2 separate regions of the Homo sapiens genome follow, and region 2 is linked to region 1. A link is an interaction called in ENCODE POLR2A ChIA-PET data of the cell type or tissue named here. Cell type or tissue: PC-9. All regions are shown on one strand. Links, peaks and the distances in the headings refer to the core of each region. The heading gives the core; the rest is flanking DNA.

Evidence for each region. Peaks named below come from ENCODE experiments on the same cell type or tissue, not always from the same donor. Only the 100,000 strongest peaks of a DNase experiment are listed, where the experiment ranks them.
Region 2: POLR2A ChIA-PET joins it to region 1 with 5 read pairs; 2 of 35 experiments call an interaction of 5 or more read pairs at or near these places.

What each region holds. Positions count from the first base shown.
Region 1 is chr17:32,547,696-32,555,605 of GRCh38, reverse strand. The region is part of intron 21 of MYO1D (myosin ID); the gene reads left to right. Among named protein-coding and RNA genes, the nearest start is that of CDK5R1, 65 kb to the right of the region's middle. In PC-9, for the core only: no CTCF peak of the experiment used is centred there; a DNase peak (open chromatin) is centred at 4,215; H3K4me3 peaks cover 691 bases; H3K27ac peaks cover 1,856 bases.
Region 2 is chr17:33,208,733-33,216,642 of GRCh38, reverse strand. All of the region lies in intron 1 of ASIC2 (acid sensing ion channel subunit 2), which reads left to right. Among named protein-coding and RNA genes, the nearest start is that of ASIC2, 81 kb to the left of the region's middle. In PC-9, for the core only: no CTCF peak of the experiment used is centred there; no DNase peak of the experiment used is centred there; H3K27me3 peaks cover 3,388 bases.

The DNA of each region.
Region 1 (7,910 bases), core at 2,113-6,112:
GGATACCAGGTCAAGAGATTTTGGTTTTATGCAACAGACAACAGGCAGCCAGAACAGAGGAGGATTTTGTGTTTCCACTTAAAAATATTTTTTCTGACAACAAAGTAACTCTATTTGTAGAAATTTTAGAAAATATACACAAGTACATTAAAAAAAACTGGAAGCACACATTCAAACCATTGTTCACATTTTTATATCTTCTTTGCATATAGATCTGTGTATAGTTTTACAAATATGAGATTCTTCTGTACATTCTATCTTATAATTGTGATTTCACTTAACAATATAGAGCAAACATTCTGAAAATGTTTTCCTGTGTCACTGTTCTTTTCCAGCACAGCTTGTAATATCTGTGTGGTATTTCATGCTAACCACACAGGTGTTAAAGGCTGTGCTGGAAAGGAACAGTGACACAGGAAATTTGTGCTAAATTCGTACATTTATTCGACAAGCCCTGCGATTGAGCACCTAGAATGTTTCTAATTTTCAGCCTTACAAACAGTGCTGTGATAATTATCCTTAAAATGATGTATTTATTCATATCCGTAATTGTTTCCTTAGGAATTCCTAGAGACAGAGTTGCGGGGTCAAAAAGTGTATATTTTTTAAGGCTTTTCGTACATTTTTCTAGATTAGCTTCCTAAAAGCTTGTACCATGTTATGCTCCTACCAGCCAAGTGTGAGCATACTTCACTTACCAAGCTACTCACTTTGCACTAGATTTAATTGGCCCGTTTGAAAAGGAAAAAACTTCGTATATCCATTGTTTCAGTCTGCATTTCTTAAATGAAATTGAACGTTTTCTGCCATGGGTCTACCTGTGATTTGTACGTGTTTCATGGATTATTCATATCCTTTGCTGATTTTTTTTCTTTTGGTGTGTTTATGATTTGGTTACTAATTTTTAGGAGCTTTTTATATATTAAGACCATTTACACTACTTGCAGATACTTTCCCAGTCTGTCTTTCTGCATTCTTTTTTCAACAAAAGTTTTGCATTTGTATGTGGTCAATTCTGTCCTTTCCTTTAGCCTTTACATGAATGCTTTTCCCCACTGAAAGATCAGGTAAATATTCACTTATATATCCTTCCCATTCTTCAGTACTTTTACAAATTTTAATAATTTTTATATTATAAATTTCAATAATTTGTCATCTTTAATCAGATTTCTGTATTTCAAAGATAACTGAAGAAGTGTGGAGAAGGTTCCAGAGGGGAAGGAACTGGTATCAGGGAGACCAATTAACTAGGTGTTGCAGTTGCCCAAGAGGGATCTGGCCATGGCAGTGATTCCAACCCTTTCCTGCCCCCACACAGTCTAATTGTACAGAGTACACCCATCAGGAGTAGCTCTCACTATGTGCAGTGATTCTCAACCTCAGGTAGGGGCAGGGGCAGGGGCAGGGGCAGGGGCAGGGACTCTCAGCTCAGTTGAGAATCCCAGTGGAGTTTTAAAGGAAAGAACATATTGAACAGAGGCTCAGGAGGGCAGGCAACTGAATGGCTGTAGGTGATGAGCAGAGTAACTGGTGACTCAGGTATTTTATTTAGGTGAGTTGGTAGATCACGGTTCCATTAGCCTAGACCATAACAACTATGGGAGGCAGAGGCAGAGCCATAGAAAGGAGGGGAAGAGCATGGAAGATGACACAGACATGTTAGAACGTACTTATTTTAAAAGGATATAGTTCAGTTCAGGTGGAAATATCTAAGCAGTGAGAACGGGGAGCCTGGACCCCAGGAGTCTGTACTGGGGAGTGTGGATTGGGAAGCCAGCTTAAAGGAAGTTGAAGTGGTGGGAGTGAATGAAACAAGCCATGTGTGGAGAAGAAGAAGAAAAACATGGCCAATAAGGAACTCTCAGGAACATAACATTCCAAAGGTGGGAAAGGGGTGTTGAGGAGGAGAAATAAGTAAACAGGACTAAGAAGAACTTGTCAAAGAAGTAGGAGAAGCAGAATGACAGCAGTGCCGAGAGAAAAAGAGTTTCAAGGAGAGGGAATGGTCTTCAGCTTTGGAACTTTCTAGCAAGATACCTAGGCCCTTCATTGTGCCATCAAAACCCACGTCCTTTTTCAGCTGCTAGAAGAGGAGCTGATTCTTTCTGCTAGACTCTTTCCTATTCTATGTCAGGTCCATTCGCAGCCCTGGTAATTGCACACACTGCTTCCTCCACCCACAATACTCTCCCCTGCTCTTCCTGGTGAGCCACTCCTCTTTCAGGAACCACTTCAAATATCGCCTCCTCTGTAAAGGCAGTCCTATTCAGCCTTCTGCAAAATTCACTCAACACTGTTGTGAATTTCTCAGAGGTCCCTTGGCACTATAGTTCATCTCTCTAGCTAGCATGCCACCTTGTGTAGTAGTTTTCTACTTCTCAGTGCTTTTCAGGCTCCTCTAAGGAGTTCCCCCAGCAACAGGGAAGAGTTAACTCAACATTCACCAGGGACATATCCCAACACAGCCTATGACATGCTGCTGGTTTTTTTGTTTTTTTTTTTGTTTTGTTTTTTGTTTTTTTTTTTTTGTCTTAGAGAATGGCATCTCACTATATTGCCCATACTGGCCCTGAACTCCTGGACTCAAGCAGTCCTCCTGCCTCAGCCTCCCAGAGTGCTGGGATTATGGGCGTGAGTCACTGTGCCCAGCCTGGCATGCTTCTTTAAAGGCCTGTGTTTTGGTAATGGTTGATGCTGTTTTTCATGCTGTCATTCTAAATGTTGGTTTTAATTTACTTGGGTGTCAGGTGTTTCCAGTTACTTACATGGAGTAAAGCTTAGTCTCCAGCAAGTTTCTCCATCTTCGTTCTGTGGTTTCGCTTACTATAGCACCCTGATGCACATCCAAGGGAAATAATCGTGTCCCGGTTTAAGAAGCTTCAGTTTCCACATCTGTATCTTCCATTGGAGCAAGAGCATTTCCACTGCAGTGACTGTTCTTAAACATCCTCTCTCTAGTACCCAGCACAGTACCTAGGACATAGTAAGCATTGGTGTATACATTTACAGAAGCAAAGGACAGAAGGAGGAAGGTGGGAGATGAAAGAGTGGATGGATGGATAAAAGGAAGGAGGGCAAAAAAGGGGAGGTGAACAGATGAACAGATGGTTGGGAGGGAGACAAGGAGGGGAGGGATGGATGAATGGATGGATGGATGGATGGATGGATGGATGGATGGATGGATGGGTGGATGGATGGATGGATTACAAAGGTTAAAGAGTGAGCAATGCAGGCCAGGCTGTGGCTCATGCCTGTAATACCAGCACTGTGGGAGGCCCAGGTGGGCCAATTATTTGAACCCAGGAGTTCAAGACCAGCCTGGGCAATATAGTAAGACCCCCATCTCTACAAAAAATACAAAAATTAGCCAGGTGTGGTAGTGTGTGCCTCTAGTCCCAGCTACTCAGGAGGCTGAGGTGGGAGGATTGCTTGAGTCCAGGAGGCTGAGGCTGCAGTGAGCCATGATTACGCCAATGCCCCTCTGCCTAGGCAACAAAGCAAGACCCTGTCCAAACGAAACAAAACAAAAAACAGTGCATAAGTAAAGCTTGACTGCAAAGTACGATGAGGGAGAAGACATTAGCTATGGATAGTTTATTTTAACTTCAAGGCATTTGGTAGCAGTGGAGGGATAGGGAAGAACAGGTGGACTTTTTGGTCTTTTGTTTACTGGAGGAGATTTGAACATGCTTCTAGGCTAAGGACAAAGCAGATAGCCACTGGAGGAGAGACTGAAAATATTTATTCAATCAAGAAATATTTATTGAGTACCAACAATGTGCCAGGCTCTGTACAGGAAGTGAGCAAGATATAGACGGTGTTCCTGTGCCATGGAACTTTCATTCCAGCAGAAAATAGAAAGGATAATGGGTCATGATCCATGAGAAAATGGAACCGCGTGCTGATTGGTGTGTTCTCGGGAAGAGCAAAATGTTTTAATGTTAGTCCAGGTCAAACATAATTATGAAGGTGAGACTCCCGAAGGGAAAAGCCACATACATTCCAAAGCCACCTGGATGCGTGTGTGTGTGTGTGTGTGTGTGTGTGTGGCAGTGGGATGGTGGGTGGGGGGACATAGAGAAAGAGCAAAAGTAAAGCTGGACGTGTCCAATGTATATTTGCCAAAAACATTTTTCTCTCCTGTGATTCAGACAAGGTGGTGCTTTCAGGATATACAAGTGAAACCAAGGCAGAAAAAGACATGGCCAAGTCTTGTCTAGCCGGTTAGCCTAAGCTTTTCTGGTCTTTTGTAAGTGACTCATTTCCCTTTTGTGTGGTTTTCTTAATATATTCTGCATAAGGCTGGCTGTTACATCCAAACAGAAGCAAAATGTATGATCTGAGCATGCACTGCCTCTTGATCTAATCCACTTCTTAATTACATTTATGTTCATTGTCTTTGAGTCCTATAGTTTGGGACAATTCTACAGGCTCCCCACCCCTAGAAGTCATTCATTATCAGCTACCAGCCACTCAATGTTTAGTTATAGTGAATAAAATACTTTCAGTGTCAGAAACTATAGATCTCATTTCTAACTCTAGATTAATTCTGTTTCGCTGATAATATTAAGAAATGGCTGTAAATTGGATGAAAATATTCTAAAATTATTTCACTATTATCATTTCTTTCTCTTTTTTTTGACACTCTGTTGCCTAGGGCTGGAAGGCAATGGTACAATCATAGCTCCCTGTAACCTCAACCTTCCAGGCTCAAGTGATCCTCCCACCTCAGCCACCCAAGTAGCTGAAACCTAGCTAATTTTTAAATTTTTTGTAAAAACAGCATCTCACTACATTACCCAGGCTGGTCTCCAACTCCTGGGCTCAAGCTGTCCTCCCTCCTCAGCCTCCAAAAGTGCTGGGATTTCAGGCCTGAGCCACAGTGCGTGGCCCACTTTTATTACTCCTATTTCTATTATTATAGGCTATCCCCAAATACTTTTTAGAAGTAGGCAGAGTATATTCGCAAGTACCTTTTTAATTACCTAGAAAACAAATCTACAAAGAATGAAGACATGGGACTCAGTTTGTGATTTCCTCATTTTTAATGTGTGGTATTATAGAGGCCTTACTAATCCTCTGTGATTAGCTGTGGAAAATTTTGCTTTAATCTTTGCAACAGGTTAGATCATGAGACAGTGAACACCAAAAAAAAATTGCAACTCTGTAGTATTGAAAAAATTTTATATGGCATATTTCTTGTAACAAAGCATAGCTCAGGCTGGGCGCAGTAATCCCGGCACTTTGGGAGGCCAAGGCAGGCAGATCACCTAAGATCAGGAGTTCGAGACCAGCCTGGCCAACACAGTGAAACTCCGTCTCTACTAAAAATACAAAAATTAGCCGGCCATGGTGGTGCACACCTGTAATCCCAGCTACTTGGAAGGCTGAGGCACGAGAATCACTTGAACCAGCAAGGCAGGGGTTGCAGTGAGCTGAGATTACACCGCTGCCCTCCAGCCTGGGCAACAGAGTTAGACTCCATCTCAAAAAAAAAAAAAAAAATTATAGCTCAAAGCTTGAAAATCATTTTGTTTTCATGGGATTCATTGTAAAGGAGATTTGACCTAACATATTATTAATACTGATCTTTTCATTCCGTTAAGTATTCACTATCATAGAACACTAAATTAGGCACATTCCATAGAACTTTATAGTTTTATGCTTTTTGTGATGGATAATACTGAGTGTCAACTTCATTGGATTGAAAGATGCAAAGTATTGATCCTGGGTGTGTCTGTGAGGATACAAAAGGCTTTCACACTGCATTTTACTCCTATTTCGCAATACTTCCATAAGATAGTTAATGCAATTAACGTGTCCTTCATGTGACAGATGAGGAAAATGAGGCTCTGGGATTGAAGAGACTTGACAAAAGTCATTCAGGTCATTGGTATTTGCATAGACCACACACCTTGCCACCAAGTAGTTCCCAGACTGAAGCAGAGGCAAATGACCATTTATGAGTGTAACCCTCCTAGCATGGCATCCAACTCATGGCAGACCCTCTCCAAACGTTAGCTATGTGCATTTAAACTTATAATTCCCACAAACAGAAGTGACATTAACACTACGGAAAACAGAGCTTCGTAAATTAGAAAGTCAGTGCTATGCCCCTCCTATGACCTCGCTAACATTTTCAGAAGGTGGCCCAGGGATTCCTGCTCACTACTTATCTTTAACGTTTATATTTGTAACAAACGATTAAGAGGGAGGGTGCAGTGGCTCACACCTGTAATCCCAGCACTTTGGGAGACTGAGCTGGGTGGATCACTTGAGCCCAGGAGTTTAAGACAAGTCTGGGCAAAATAGTGAGACCTTGTCTCTACAAAAATAATGAACAAAATTAGCTGGGTGTGGTGCTGTGTGCCTGTAGTCCTAGCTGCTCTGGAGGCTGAGGTGGGAGGCTCACTTGAGCCCAAGAGACAGAGATTGCAGTGAGCTGAGATGGCACCACTGAACTCCAGCCTGGACAACAGAACAAGACCCTGTCTCAAACAAACAAACAAAAAGGATTATGCATTTTGTGTAACATATATTTTTTCAGTGTAAATGTATGTGTATACAGATATATATAAAAATAATTAAAAGTCGGCCAGGCGCGGTGGCTCACGCCTGTAATCCCAACACTTTGGAGGCCGAGGCAGGTGGATCATTTGAGGTCAGGAATTCAAGACAAGCTTGGCCAACATGGTGAGACCCCATCTCTACTAAAAATACAAAAATTAGCTAGGCGCGGTGGTGCACACCTGTAATCCCAGCTACTTGGGAGGCTGAGGCAGGAGTATTGCTTGAACCCGGGAGGCAGAGGTTGCAGAGAGCCAAGATCATGCCACTGTACTCCAGCCTGGGCAACACAGTGAGACTCCATCTCAAAAAAAAAAAAAAAGACCAAAAAATAATTTAAAAAGAATTTAAAGTGGTACTGAATAAGAAGTCAGGTCTCCCCTCATTGGTGTCCCATGCAACACAGTGACTTCCCACTGGCACTGGAAAACAGGATTTTTCCCCACGTTGCCAAATGCTCATAGAGCCAGTGACCTGCTGAGGTCTTCTTGAGGAGCTCAGACAGCTCTTAACCTAGCTCTAACTCCTTCTTATTAGGCCCCTTCTCATTTTCCCTCCTCTGCCTTCTATACCTAGATAATCCTAGAGGATAAACTTTTTTTTTTTTTTCTTGAGACAGGTCTCGCTCTGTCACCCAGGCTGGAGTGCAGTGGCGCGATCTTGGCTCATTGCAACCTCCTTCTCCTCGGATCAAGCCATTCTCCCACCTCAGCCTCCCAGTAGCTGGGACTATATACGTGCACCACCATGCCCAGTTAATTTTTTGTATTTTTTGTAGAGACAAAAAATATAAAAGACCAGCCTTGTTGCCCAGGCTGGTCTCCAACTCCTGGGCTCAAGCAATCTGCCCACCTCAGCCACCCAAAGTGCTGGAATGACAGGCATGCCACCATGCCCTGCCTAGAGGACAAACTTTTGGCCAGAGCCAAATTTCTTCAGCAGGTGACAAACCCAGAAAGAAAGGGCTTAGGGTTCTATAGCAACTGCAATGATGAGTGCTCTCTCGTCATGTTAAGAACAAACTAAGGAAATTAAGAACTGGGCTGTCCAAAATGGACCACTCTCCGTAGTGAATTTTTTTTTTTTTTTAAGACACGGTCTTGCTCCTTCACCCAGGCTGGAGTGCAGTGCCACAATCTCAGCTCACTGCAACCTCTGCCTCCCAGGTTCAAGTGATTCTCCCACCTCAGCTTCCCATGTAGCTGAGACTACAGGCATGCACCACCACGCCCGGCTAATTTTTGTAGGTTTTTTAGTAGATTCAGGGTTTCGCCATGTTGGCCAGGCTGGTCTCGATCTCCTGGCCTCAAGTGATCGGCCTGCCTTGGCCTCCCAAAGTGCTA
Region 2 (7,910 bases), core at 2,119-6,118, 660 kb before region 1:
GCACCCTCATGCCAGGCCACACTTTGGGGTGGCTCTTTGAAACCACCATGCTCTCAATGTCAATGTCTCCCCTTCAAGTCTTTGCAAACCCTGCTTGGATCAGCTTCCTTCCTTCCTTGCCTAACACCTCCTCGTCATTCAGGACATCTTATCTTCTAAGTCCGCTTCAGCACACTCTGTGCTGATCAGCCCTGAAAGCCTCTGCTCACTCCAGACAGCAAGAGTTGATTGGTTTCTCTCCCCTTCCAGACTGTGGGCCACTTGCAAACTGCCTTCCATCTCAGCATCCATAGAGCACAGCCAGCTGAATGAATGGATTATCCCTCATACGGTTTCGTTAATGTATCACTCTCTAGATGACGTTAGAGTTTTTGCTTAGACATCATGACATATTTATTAGGTTGATGCGCCGACCTAATAATCACAGAAGCTGAGGACAGAGAAACTGAAACTACTGCCAATCAATGGTCAATCAGAAGTGAAGGTCACTTGTCTCCTGAAATTATCATGTGATTCAATAAGAAAATAGGAATAGTTTATGGAATTTTAGTGTACGTTTGAATTTTAGGTCATTGGATTAAGTGCTGTAGACCTAAGTTTATTTGAAGGGACATTATTTTTAAATCACTATAAAAGCCACATGTGGCCGGGCTTGGTGGCTGACGCCTGTAATCCCAGCACTTTGGGAGGCCGAGGCGGGCGGATCACGAGGTCAGGAGATCAAGACCATCCTGGCTAACACGGTGAAACCCCGTCTCTACTAAAAATACAAAAAATTAGCCAGGCGAGGTGGCGGGCGCCTGTAGTCCCAGCTACTCGCGAGGCTGAGGCAGGAGAATGGCGTGAACCCGGGGGGCGGAGCCTGCAGTGAGCCGAGATCGCGCCACTGCATTCCAGCCTGGGCGACAGCGAGACTCCGTCTCAAAAAAAAAAAAAAGCCACATGTATATTTAAAACATTTGGGAAAATGCATTTAAAAGATGATTCCTAATTCCAGAAACAAAACCTAACCACTAATATACTGGTTTAATTTCTTTCAGGCTTTTTTCTCTGTCTAGGCTTAATGTTTTAGATTTTTTAAATATCAATTTTAGATTATTCTCTGTGTATCATTTTGCAAGCCACTTTTTTCCTTTATAACATTAACATTTTCATGGTATTACATACCCATAATTCAATGACTACATAAAACTCCATTGTGTGGATGTTTCATAAATTACAACTCATTCTTCTGTCAGATATTTAAATTGTTTCTACTACTTCTTTATCCTGGATAGTGCTAGGATACATAATTTCAAGACTCTTTAGGATAGATTCCCAAAAGCATAATTACTGAACAGGAACATTTTTAAGGCATTTGATAGGTGCCATCTGTTTTCCAATCAGTTGCCCAAATGTACCCTCTCCCCAGAATCGTATGAGAATCCCCATTTTACAATACTTTTCCCCACATGCAATCATTCTTTTAAAGTATCTATTCTATTTTGACTGGTGAGAGATCATTTCACACTGTTTTGCTTTTCATTTTGGATGAAGAGTGTGAGACCAAGCATCTTCCATATGTTTACTTCTTGGTGTATTTCCTCATTTGTGAATTGTGACAGGGCTTCGTCTTCATGTATAGGGAAGCCTCTTAGTAGAGAAAGTGAGCATGAGCCAGATGCAAGAATTCAACCCTTGCCTCCTTTTGCCAGCTGTGTGACTCTGGGTGTATGTCTGTAGCTCCTGAGCTTCTGTTCTCTGGTCTGTGCAATTAGAATCCTAATCCTTTCCTGGCAAGTCTGTTGGGAGGATTAAGAAGGTGGCTACTTTCACCCACCTAGCACAGCAGCTGGCATGCAGCAGACATGCAATTTTAGTTTCCTTCTTCTTGAGCTCTGTGGTTTCTGTCATTCCCTCCAGGTGACCCCTTAGGTCCCTGTGACTCTGGGATCAACAGCATCGGCATCACCTGGGAACTTATAAAGGCAGAGTTTCAGGCCACCCCAGACCTATCACATCAGAATCTGCATTTCAACAAGATCTCCAAGTAGCTCATATGTACAGTAAAGTTTGAGGCACTCTGATTTAGGCTTTGAGATTGAAGATGATGGTATGCTTCCCAGACACAATAACCAGCACCAATTGAAGGATAAAGGGATAGATTTAGGAGCCTGGTGCCAGGGAGCTCTAATATACCACCTCATCCACACATACACAATGTCTGCCAGCTCCAGAGGACAGAGAGGATGAGCAGATTCACCTATTCCCTTAGAAGTCAGCCCAGGAGGCTGCAGCCACTGAGAAGTCAGCCTTCAGGCCATCAGCCCAGTGTTGTATTATGTGTCTGAAAAAGAGGAGCATCTTGGGGAGGAGACAGCCAAGGGTACAAGTAAGAGGGTGTAGTCTTGGTGGGATGTAGCACCTGACCCCATATCATGCTGACATTCTAATTTATTGCTGGGTTCCCAGAGCTGCTGGCAGAGGCCTCAGATGGGAGCCAGGGATGTTTCTGAGCTTGGATAGCAGGCTTTTTGCCATTTAGGTCCCAGTCATTGTGCATGCCATGCTACCCTGGGCACGAGAGATGGACAAGAACTTAACCCCACACTTGGCAGAACAACCAGGTGGGCTCAGGGAAGTGTGCACATTATACCATCAAGGATCGCCTGCCACATAGGCTCAGCCCCCCTCAGAAAGAATAACAGCAGCACACTCACCTCTGGGTGTCATATCTCTGGGTTATTGATCATATCTTGTTATTCTCTCAACTTGTGAGAATGCCCAGAGGGGCCAGGGAGAGAATCAGTATTCCAGGGCTTGGACCACCTACCTATCCTGTCTCATTAAACCTTGCGTCAACCTTCTGATGAGCAACCCCATTTTCCAGAGACACAAACTAAGAATCGGTGAGATTGGCAGCTGGAACATCCAGCCTGGGTGGAAAGAAGGGGAAAGGGGGAAAGAAGGGGAGCTCACCAGCTCCACAGAGCTATTATCACTCACCCAGTTGGCAGATCAGAAAGCTAAAGTTGAAACATTTAAGACACTTAGAGACCGCAGGACGATGGTAACAGGACCTGAACTAGGGACTAAGCTATCAGGAACCTAGGTCATGGTCTTTCAGTTAAGCCATGCTACAGCCACTGAGCTTCACTCCCAGGCCTTGTCTCATCATTGTTGCAAGGCCCAGCTTCCAATGGCTAAAAGAACAGGCCCATGAAAACTCTGAGAGTTCTGGCCACTAACACACCCACTGCTGAACCCATCATCATTTCCTTCTCTTCCCTGAAATTGCCAGCCCCTCTTGTTCCTGCAAGCTCATCTTCAGAGCCTTCAGATCTACGAACCACCAGGGCTTGTTTCTGGTCTTTCCAAGCAAGGTTTTTTTTCCACCTTCAGTTCTTAGGACCAGTCTATGCCCACCTCCTGGCCCTGGCAGCCAGAGAAATCTTCCCATATTAATGTGCATTGGAGCTTCCCCCTGTGGGATTGTTATCCAGCCTGCAGCTTTGAGAGGCCAACACAAGGAGCCTCAAGACCTGCTTTCATAAAAGCTGAATGAAAATAATCTGCACAGAGTGTGTTTTGGATGCTCTTTTAATGGGCTCAATATTCTACCCAAACTGTGTTTATACGATTAGTTTGCTTAGCACATAGATATAAAAATCTGGGGGCGGGATCTGAGAAGTCACGACACTTGCAGAGAAATAAAGTGTTTTATCCAAGATCACAGAGAAAGTGGCTGGCAGAGCTGAGACAGAACTCCAGTGCTTGAGCCTGTGCTGGCCTCTATCACTCAGTTACCTCCTTTTCTTCCATCAGGGGGCAAAGGAATGCTTGTCCTAATTATAGAATGCATTGGTTCAAATTGAAGTCAATGTGGCTAGGAGGAGTAGGATAAGGGAAAGGGGAGGGAGCAGAGGCCCCTGCTCAGACCTCCTGTGCTTAGAGAGAGCCAAGGACACCTGCAGGCCAGCCCATTCCTTTCTTGCCCTTGACACATGCTTCTCATACCCCATTCCTTTCTCATATTGATGTCTTGATTCATTTCTCTTCCTCTTGCTTTGGAAAGTGTGTGTTTCCTATTGCTGCTGTCACGAGTTTAGTGGCTTAAAACAACAGAAACTTATTCTCTTACAGTTCTGGAGGTCAGAAGTCTGAAAGGAGTCTTGCAGGGCTCAAATCAAGGTGTGAGCAGGGCTGGCCCCTTCTGAAGGCTCCCTGGAAGAATTCATTCCTTCCTCTTCCGGCTTCTAGGGGCCGCCACATTCCTTGGATTGTAGCCACATCACTCCAATCTTTGCTTCCATCGTAGGTGCCATCTCCTCTTCTGTGGTCACATGTCCTTCTGCCTCCCTCTTACAAGGACCCTCAGGACTACATTGAGATCACCCAGATAATCCAGGATAATCTTCTTATCTCAAGGAGCTTACCTTAATCACATTTCCCAGGTTCCTTTTGCCTTATAAGGTAATATTCACGATTTCAGGGATTAGGACGTGGATATCTGTGCAGACAGTTATCCAGCCTACCACTCATAGTAACAAAATGTAATTCAAAGATTGGGAGCCTTAGAGACAGACAGGGAGTCCCATCCTAGCTCTGGCGCTTGCTACCTGTGTAACTTTGGGCAAAGTTCTGCCCTTCCTGAGACTCCTGTTTCCTCTTCTGTAAAATGGAAGTCACCCTTCCTGGGCCATAGTGAGGATCGATAGGATCCACACCAGGCACCCAGCATGGAGCTGGTGTACTGTAGGTGTTTAATGTAGGCAGCCAGGCACTAGGGGGATCCTGGAACCCGTCTTCACTGGGAAGGAGGGTATGGTGGTCTAGCACAGCCTCATTGATTTTAAGGATTCAGCAAATACTTTCGGGATGCAAGAGCCAATTGTGCAAACAGATCAGGACTCCATTATCCTGGAAATTAAGTTAGCACCAGGTCCATCTGGATTAGCTGGTAATGGAGGAGGCAAACTGCTGATCTGTGGTGAGAGAATTCTGAATAAGTGAGTCTGAGATAATGCAATATTGGGAATAGATGAACGGGGCTGCCTGCTCTGCCTGTTTCCCTGCTGAGAATCCCCAGCAGGTCAGATCTTCACTTTGATTTTTTTTTTTTTTTTTCATTTAAAGAGATGTTTACTTTATCCTATCTTTATTCAGATAAGGCATTTTTACTTTCCTCAGATCCCTGGGGTCACCTTGGTGGTGATGTCCCCCAATACCTAGCGTGCGCTGGTTAATGTTTAACGACCAGCTTTCAGGGAGGGGAGGAGTCCTGAGTGCCCATTTCCGTGATGTAAATGCCCCCTCCATGGCTGACTTGAAGCCATCAACATGATATCACCAAACACCAATTTGGGAAAGGTGAGCACAGCTCACCTGAGCTTATGCAAGCTGGGTCCAATACACAGCTGCATCACCTTCAGCCTCATCCCTCTACTAACTACTCTCTCCACAAACCCCTTGGTCCGTGGAAGGGCCACACACTTCTGCGCTGTCACACATGCTATCCGTCACCCCTGGAACTGTCCCCATTTTCCACTACTGAAAATCCTCTTTGTTCTTCAAGCCTGGACTCATTAAGTCCACCACATGAATTAATCCCCTCTTTCTCTGTACCTGACAGGGCATTGCTTATACCTTTATTTGGCATTTCTTTCATCCTGCCTTGCTATAGACAGCTAAGTCATCAAATGTCTGTCTTCCTGGTCAAAGACTGAAAGCCACATACTGGCTCTGGGAAGAGTCTAGCCTGAGTCAAATCCCTCTAAGTAGTAGCTTCATGACTGACTCAAAGCCCACTAGTTTCTCAAGTGGGAAACAAGGGTACCCGCCCACGCCTGTTTTCTTTTGAGGAATTCCTGGGAGGGTATATAGGGAGCATCTAGGCAGGGTCCTGCACACGATGGGTGTGCCCTTTGTTATGAAGGGTGAGGCTTTCCTTTGGAGGGCAGGGCCAAGCCTCCCTCCTCGTTGTCTGCCCCCATATTCCCTGCTAAGTAGAAGGTGCTCACTCAGCCAGGACTTGAAATTAAATCCCTCAGCATGTGCGATGCAAATAGAGATGGTGGGGAATTGCACCCTCAAAGGTCTGCAGCTGGCCTCCAGTCTCACCCATATGGGCTGAGCTTTCACAGTCTCAGGCATTCTAGCTCAGCCTGGCAGCCTGGGTTGGGGGGTGGAGGGGATGAGAGTGCAGATGGAGAGTTTTCATGCTGGTTTAATCTTGCAGACATCATAGATAACTTGCAAATGTCAGATGTGATGCACACAATTTAGAAGGCAGGAAGGAATCTGGAGATATTAAGATATTTACTGGACCACATGAGGAAGTAGGCTCAGCTCAGAGGCGGCTCATATTTTCATTAGCTGAAGCTGAGTGAACTTGAGCAGCTTAAAGTCTTCATAGAAGCTTCCCATTTTCTTATTCTGGATTTGAGTACAGTTGTTTCATTATGCAGAGTAATGTTGCCTAATGGGTACTGGCTCCACTGGTGTCTGTGAGGTGGAGAAACATGGGCGACGTGGGGAAAGTGGCCACTCAGAAACTTTCTTTGTTAATTGGATCCCAGAGACTGTAAATGACCCCCAGTGGGTGGGGGCATTTGCTGCTTACACTCCTGCACTCTGTCTCTTTTCCCTCTTCCACTTCGGGGTTAAAGTTAGAGGTTTCTGGATTCTGTGCTCAAGACCAAAACAGACCAAGTCAGGAGTTGTTCCCTATTTGGACATAGTTTATGGGAAGCCAGGTGAATAATTACACCAGAGCTGTGACTGGTCAGTTAGGTCAGCAGATGACGTGATGTTGGAAAACAGAGGAAGTGAGCAGCTGGTGAGGTCAGGGGATTCAGGAAACTCAGTCTAAGGACACTGGCTATGTTCATGCATTCATTTATTCATTCACTATTCACTCATGTATTCATGCTGTTGCCCAACCAATATTTATGGGGCACTTAACTTGGGTCAGGCACTAAGGATATGATCATAAGCAAAACAAACATGGCACCTGCCTTCCTATAGCTCAAGGCAGTGGTTCTTAAGCGGTGGCAGTTTTGGCCCCCACGGGACAATTGGCAGTGCCTGGAGACATTTTTGCTTGTCATAAGTAGGGGAAGCTACTGGCATCTGGTGGATAGAGGTCAAGGATGCTGCTAAATATCCTAAAATGCACAGGACTGTCCCCTGTCACAAAGAGTTATCTGGCTATAAATGTCAATAGTGCTGAGACTGAAAAACCATGGTCTAGAGGCTTTAAGGTGGGACATTCCTTTTTATGCAACATGGGTTTTTTTTTCCCCCACAAGGACAAATTATTTGTATGGCTGACCTATAGACTTGCTCATAAGTTGACAAAAAACAAAACTGGAACAACTTATAAATAAAGTTTTAAATATCCCAGCAACCAGAATAATAGCCTCTATCTCTGTGACATGGCAGAAGACTGGGAGAAAGAGTCAGAAAGTCTTAGCTCAGGGTTAGTGAGTAAACCCTAACGGATGTCATGTAGGATGGTAGTTAACAGCATGGGCTTCCTGGGCTTCGAGGCTTGAGTTCTGGCTCTTCTACCTCTAAGAGTGATCTTGGGCCATTCACATAACCTGCCACCAACTCATAAAGACAAGCAGCTGATCCAAATAAATACACACCAGAGCATTAGAAGGCAGCCAAATGCACTGGCCCTGGAAACATATATAGAGAAGGCCGGGAAATGAGACAGGAAAGGAAGGCAACCAAAAACAAGTACACTATGAATCAAGTCGGCACCATGGACAATTGGAACTCCTCCACACCTCTGCCCATCACTGTCATCTCCTTAGCTTATCCTTCATTTTTTCCATTCAACAGATATTTACTGAGCATCTGCTATGTGCCAGGCCCTGTTCTGAGGGCTGAGACTACATCAGTCAACAAGACTGATCATGTCT